Linked DNA regions of Homo sapiens: region 2 is linked to region 1. Evidence: chromatin contacts called from ENCODE POLR2A ChIA-PET data. All regions are on one chromosome and are shown on one strand. Each heading gives the region's core, a stretch centred on a gene start or an enhancer-like site at or near the end of the contact. The rest is flanking DNA. Distances are from core to core; before and after follow the strand shown. Region 1 has its middle 6.5 kb from the start of NUCB1-AS1. Region 2 has its middle 60 kb from the start of TRPM4.

Region 1 (2,879 bases), core at 133-2,632:
TCTCCAGTAGCTGGGATTACAGGCGCCCACCACCACACCTGGCTAATTTTTGTATTTTTAGTGGAGACAAGTTTCACCATGTCAGTCAGGCTGGTCTCGAACTCCTGACCCCAAGTGAGCCACCTGCCTCGGCCTCCCAAAGTGCTGGGATTCCAGGCATAAGCCACCATGCCTGGCGAAGACCACACTCTAAGTTTCCCCCTAATAAACCACCCTGTATTGACAAACTAGATGGGTCGGCCTCATTCTTTGGTTTCTTGGCTCCTTCGGCATTTGGGGACCGCTTTGCCTATATGAACCTTTCAAAGAACACCATTTAGGCCCGTTTTCCAGATTGGGTCACTGAAGCTCAACTCCCCTCATTTTCTGAGAGAGGCAAAGAGAGGCTGCAGCTGATGTTTGCTATGCTCATTGTTCAGGTGCAGCTGGGAGGGCATGACACACATATAGCTTCCCAGGACATTCCAGGATCTGGGAATATGTATTTTTGTTTTGTTTTGTTCTGAGACAGAGTCCCGCTTGGTCACCCAGGCTGATGTGCAGCGTTGCAATCACCGCTTCCCAGGCCCAAGCGATCCTTTCACCTCAGCCTCCCAAGTAGCTGGGACTACAGGCATGTGCCACCACACCCAGCTAATTTTTTTTTTTTTCTTGAGATGGAGTCTTGCTCTGTCACCCAGGCTGGAGTACAGTAGTGTGATCTTGGCTCACTGCAACCTCTGCCTCCCAGGTTCAAGTGATTCTTGTGCCTCAGCCTCCCTGAGTAGCTGGGATTACAGGTGTACACCACCACGCCCGGCTAATTTTGGTATTTTTTTGTAGAGACGGGGTTTCACGTTGCCCAGGCTGGGCTTGAATTCCTGCCCTCAAGTGATCCGCCCACATCAGCCTCCCAAAGTGCTGGGATTATAGTTGTGAGTGACTGCGCCTGGCCCTATTTATTTATTTTTTTACATAGAGATGGGGTCTCCCTATATTGCCCAGGTTGGCCTCAAACTCCTGGGCTCAAAGGATCCTTCCTCCTTGGCCTCCTGAAGCGTTGGGATTATAGGCATCAGCCACTGTGCCCGGCCTATTTATTTTTCTCGAGAAAGGGTCTTGCCCTGTCTCCCAGGCTGGAGTGCAGTGGCGTGGTCATGGCTCACTGTAGCCTTAACCTTCTGTGGCCAAGCGATTCTTCTGTCCTTAAGCCTCCTGAGTAGCTGGGACCACAGGTGCATGCCACAACACCCGGCTAATTTTTTTTTTTTTTTTTTTTTTTTTTTTAGAGATGAGGTCTTGCTATGTTGCTCAGGCTGGTCTTGAGCTCTGAGCTTGAGTCATCCTCCTGTCATCCTCTCCTGAAACCCCCCACCCTGCCCATCCCTGGCCTCCAAAGTGCTGAGCTTATAGGCATGAACCACTGTGCCTGGCCAGAATTTCATTTAAACAAATACTCCTGGCCGGGCGTGGTGGCTCAGGCCTGTAATCCCAACACTGTGGGAGGCCGAGGCGGGGGGATCACCTGAGGTCAGGAGTTCTCAAGACCAGCCTGACCAACATGGTGAAAGCCCCATCTCTACTAAAAATACAGAAAAATTAGCCGGGTGTGTGCTGGGCACCTGTAATCCCAGCTACTCAGGAGACTGAGGCAGGAGAATCGCTTGAACCCAGGAGGCAGAGGTTGCAGTAAACCGAGATCGCGTCATCGTACTCCAGCCTGGGAGACAGAGCAAGACTCTGTCTCCAAAAACAAAACAAAACAAAAACAAATATTCCCCGCTTGCTTTTTACCAGACCCCAACTTGGTCCAAGGAAAGCATCCCCATCCCAGGTGAGGATGAAATCACCACTGGTGGATGCCAGCTTGGTGGATCTGTCTGCAGCTGTCACTGACCTGTGCCTCACAGCCAGTGGGATATAAGGGAACATGAGGAGAGGGCTGAAAGGAGAGGGAACTCTGGGGACAGATTTTCTCCCACTTAACAATGCCCAGAACAGAATGCGGCCTCTTCCTTCACTGGCTGTTGGTGACATCTGGAGCAGCTGCAGCTACCTTGGGACCATGAGGGGGGGTCCAGCCCCCAAACCTATCCTTGGCACAGCTAGGGGATGCGAGAACCTGGTTCCCTGAAGTCATCCTGCCTTGGGACATCTTGGTTTTTATCATAATTCATTTTTATTTATTCTTTTTTCTATTAGAGACAGGGCCTCATTCTGTCACCCAGCCTGGAGTGCAGTGGAGTGATAGATCATGGCTCACTGCAGCCTCAAACTCCAGGGCTCAAGGGATCCTCCCACACCAGCCTCCTAAGCAGCTGAGACTACAGGCACACACTACCATGCCCAGCTAATTTTTTTTCTTTTTCTGAGACGGGGTCTCGCTATGTTGCCCAGGCTGGTCTCAAACTCCTAAGCTCAAGTGATCCTCTTGCCTCAGCCTTCTTTTTTTCAGACAGAGTCTCGCTCTGTCACCCAGGCTGGAGTGCAGTGGCATGATCTCGGCTCACTGCAACCTCTGCCTCCTGGGTTCAAGCAATTCTCCTGCCTCAGCCTCCTGAGTAGCTGGGACTACAGGTGCCTGCCACCACGCCCAGCTAATTTTTTTAGTATTTTTAGTAGAGAAAGGGTTTCACCGTGTTAGCCGGGATGGTCTCCATCTCCTGACCTCGTGATCTATCCGCCTCTGCCTTCTAAAGTGCTGGGACTACAGGTGGAGCCACCATACCTGGTACATTCTTTTTTTTTTTTTTGAGATGGAATCTTGCTCTGGTACTCCGGTTGGAGTGCAGTGGTGCAATCTTGGCTCGCTGCAACCTCCGCCTCCCAGGATCAAGCAATTCTCTTGCCTCAGCCTCCCGAGTAGCTGGGATTACAAGTGCCCACCACCACACCCGGCT
Region 2 (2,879 bases), core at 194-2,693, 290 kb before region 1:
ACCATGTTTTTCAAATGACTTGCTTGTCTGGGGGCCTCTGGTGTCTTACACATTCTGTTTACAGTCATCTGTCTTTCCCTGCACCTGAGACCTGGAACAGACAGCATCTTAGGGGGCCTCACCAGGTCCCGGGTGAGGGGACACCACAGCCATCCCCACCCCGTCAGCAGCCTCTCCAGAGTACACTGCACTAGCTGACCACAGCTCTGCTGCCCACCCTGGCTTCATGGACATCCAGTTTACTCACTGGCCTTACATGTGACCTGCCACCACCATTAGGAGGGAATGTCTTCCACCTCCATAGTGGGCCAAACTCCATGTTGCTTGCAAACACAGCACCAGGCTGGGTGTGGTGGCTCACAGGCTCACATCTGTAATCCCACCACTTTCGGAGGCTGAGGCAGGCGGATCACTTGAGGCCAGGAGTTCGAGACCAGCCTGGCCAACATGGTGAAACCCTGTGTCTACTAAAAATACAAAAATTAGCCAGGCGTGATGGCAGGCGCCTGTAGTCCCAGCTACTCGGGAGACTGAGGCTGGAGAATGGCTTGAACTGGGGAGGCAGAGGTTGCAGTGAGCCAAGATTGTGCCACTGCACCCCAGCCTGGGTGATAGACCAAGACTCAGTCTCAGAAAAAAAAAATACATATATATATATATACATACATACATACATACATATGTGTGTATATACATATGTATGTATGTATATACACATATACAAATATATATGTATATACACATATATACGAATATATGTGTATATACACATATATACGAATATATGTGTATATATACATATATATATGTATATACCTATACACACACACACACACACACACACATATATATGTACAAAAATTAGCCGGGCATGGTGGCGGGCACTTGTAATCCCAGCTACTCAGGAGGCTGAGGCAGGAGAATCCCTTGAACTGGGGAGGTGGAGGTTGCAGTGAGCCAAGATCGCGCCACTGCACTCCAGCCTGGGCAACAGAACAAGACTTCGTCTAAAAACAAACAAACAAAAAGAACACGGCAGCAGGACAGATGGAGAATTTTCCTCTGTGGTCACCAACTGTCACACACACCACTAGGCCTGTGTGATAGAGACAGGAATAGATTCACTGAGGGAAGACGCACAGGTAGAGGAGGGAGCATCCCTCCAGCCCGTGACTCCGGCTAAACATGAACGGTCTGCCTGCACCGTGGCCAGCAGCATCCCAGTAAAGAAGGACTGTGTTTTTGTATTTATAGAATCGGGGAAGAGGAGAAACAGCTATGTGGCGATGACAGCTTCCTGGTCAGAAAAAATGTTCTGGCTAGAAAAGGGCAGCCTCTGGGGCTCAGCAGCTGGTATCAGCCTGTTCTTCTGTATCTGTGGCGTCAGCGCAGGCTTGCTGAGCCAATCCTGCTATGTTACCAAAGAGAGGATCAGATGAACCTCAGGGCTCTTGAGATTGGTTGCTCAGGGTTGCTGCCCAGCTCAGAAGTGGGCATTGCTGAGCTGGGGCTCAGATTTCTGGGAAGGGAGACTGCCAGGCTAGTGCTGGTTCCTCTGAGGGCTGCAATGTGGCTGACTCTGAGAATCCTAGTATATCATGCTGAGCCATCTAAAAACCAGCCCAAAGTTGTGTCCTCCCCAGTTCAATTAATCACGAGGAGCTGCCTGGTGCGGTGGCTCACACCTGTAATCCCAGCATTTTGGGAAGCCGAGGAGGACAGATCACCTGAGGTCTGGAGTTTGAGACCAGCCTGGTCAACATGGGGAAACCCCGTCTCTACTAAAAGTACAAAAATTAACTGGGCGTGATGGTGCACACCTGTAGTCCCAGCTACTCGGGAGGCTGAGGCAGGAGAATCACTTGAACCTGGGAGGCAGAGGTGGTGAGCCAGGATCGCACCACTGCACTCCAGCCTGAGCAACAGAGCAAGACTCCATCTCAAAAAAAAAGAAAGAAAGAAAAGAAAAAAAGTCATGAGGAGCTGTCCATGAAGCCATGGGTATAAATGGAGAGAAGACAAAACAGTGGGTATAGATGGCAGAACGGTCTGTGCTGTCCACTCAAGCAATTTGCTTGTGTCATTGCTTATGCCAACACCTTAGTTCTTTTTTTTTTTTTTTTTTTTTTGAGATGGAGTTTCGCTCTTGTTGCCCAGGCTGGAGTGCAATGGTGCAATCTCAGCTCACCGCAACCTCTGCCTCCCAGGTTCAAGCAATTCTCCTGCCTCAGCCTCCGGAGTAGCTGAGATTACAGGCATGCGCCACCATGCCTGTCTAATTTTGTATTTTTAGTAGACATGGGGGTTTCTCCATGTTGGCCAGGCTGGTCTCGAACTCCTGACCTCAGGTGATCCACCTGTCTCGGCCTCCCAAAGTGCTGGGATTACAGGAGTGAGCCATGGCGCCCGGCCAACACTTTATTTCTTATTTCCACCTGATGCACTGCCATTGCCTGTGCTCAATCTTCTGGATTTGTGGGTCGGATTACACCGAGTTCCTGATGGTCAGCTCAGGTTTTATCATTGCTCGGTGCTCCATGGCCAGGTATCTATCTCTAACCGAGACAAGGAATTGTTTCTTCACAGAGATGAGTTGTGTGCAGAAGATGGCATGGCTTTGTGCCAAAACCCTACGAGTTTATGCCGGAAAATGCTCCTATTGGCACTTTCTGGAGGTCATACAGCATCTCGATTTGCCACATTCTTTTCTGAGTATCATGTGAGCTGCTGAGTCACAAGACTGAGCTTAAGCTCAGCATCAGCCGGATGCAGAGCCTTCTCACGCACTTGGACGACACTCCGAGTTGGCATTTTTGTAGGTTACTCACTAAATGGGTTGGAAAATACCTCAAATGTGGTGTATTTTTCTTTTTTCTTTT

What was found. ChIA-PET counts read pairs that join two places held with the same protein, here RNA polymerase II (POLR2A).
Region 2: POLR2A ChIA-PET joins it to region 1 with 16 read pairs in BJ. The contact joins two enhancer-like sites. POLR2A ChIA-PET finds 5 or more read pairs at or near these places in 3 of 52 experiments (BJ, HepG2 and Panc1).

The regions. Positions count from the first base shown.
Region 1 is chr19:48,923,959-48,926,837 of GRCh38, reverse strand. No RefSeq gene overlaps it. Among named protein-coding and RNA genes, the nearest start is that of NUCB1-AS1, 6.5 kb to the right of the region's middle. Within about 2 kb of position 1,382, at least 3 of the 41 ENCODE cell types and tissues checked have a DNase peak (open chromatin) inside an H3K27ac peak, as active enhancers do.
Region 2 is chr19:49,216,080-49,218,958 of GRCh38, reverse strand. No RefSeq gene overlaps it. Among named protein-coding and RNA genes, the nearest start is that of TRPM4, 60 kb to the right of the region's middle. Within about 2 kb of position 1,443, at least 5 of the 41 ENCODE cell types and tissues checked have a DNase peak (open chromatin) inside an H3K27ac peak, as active enhancers do.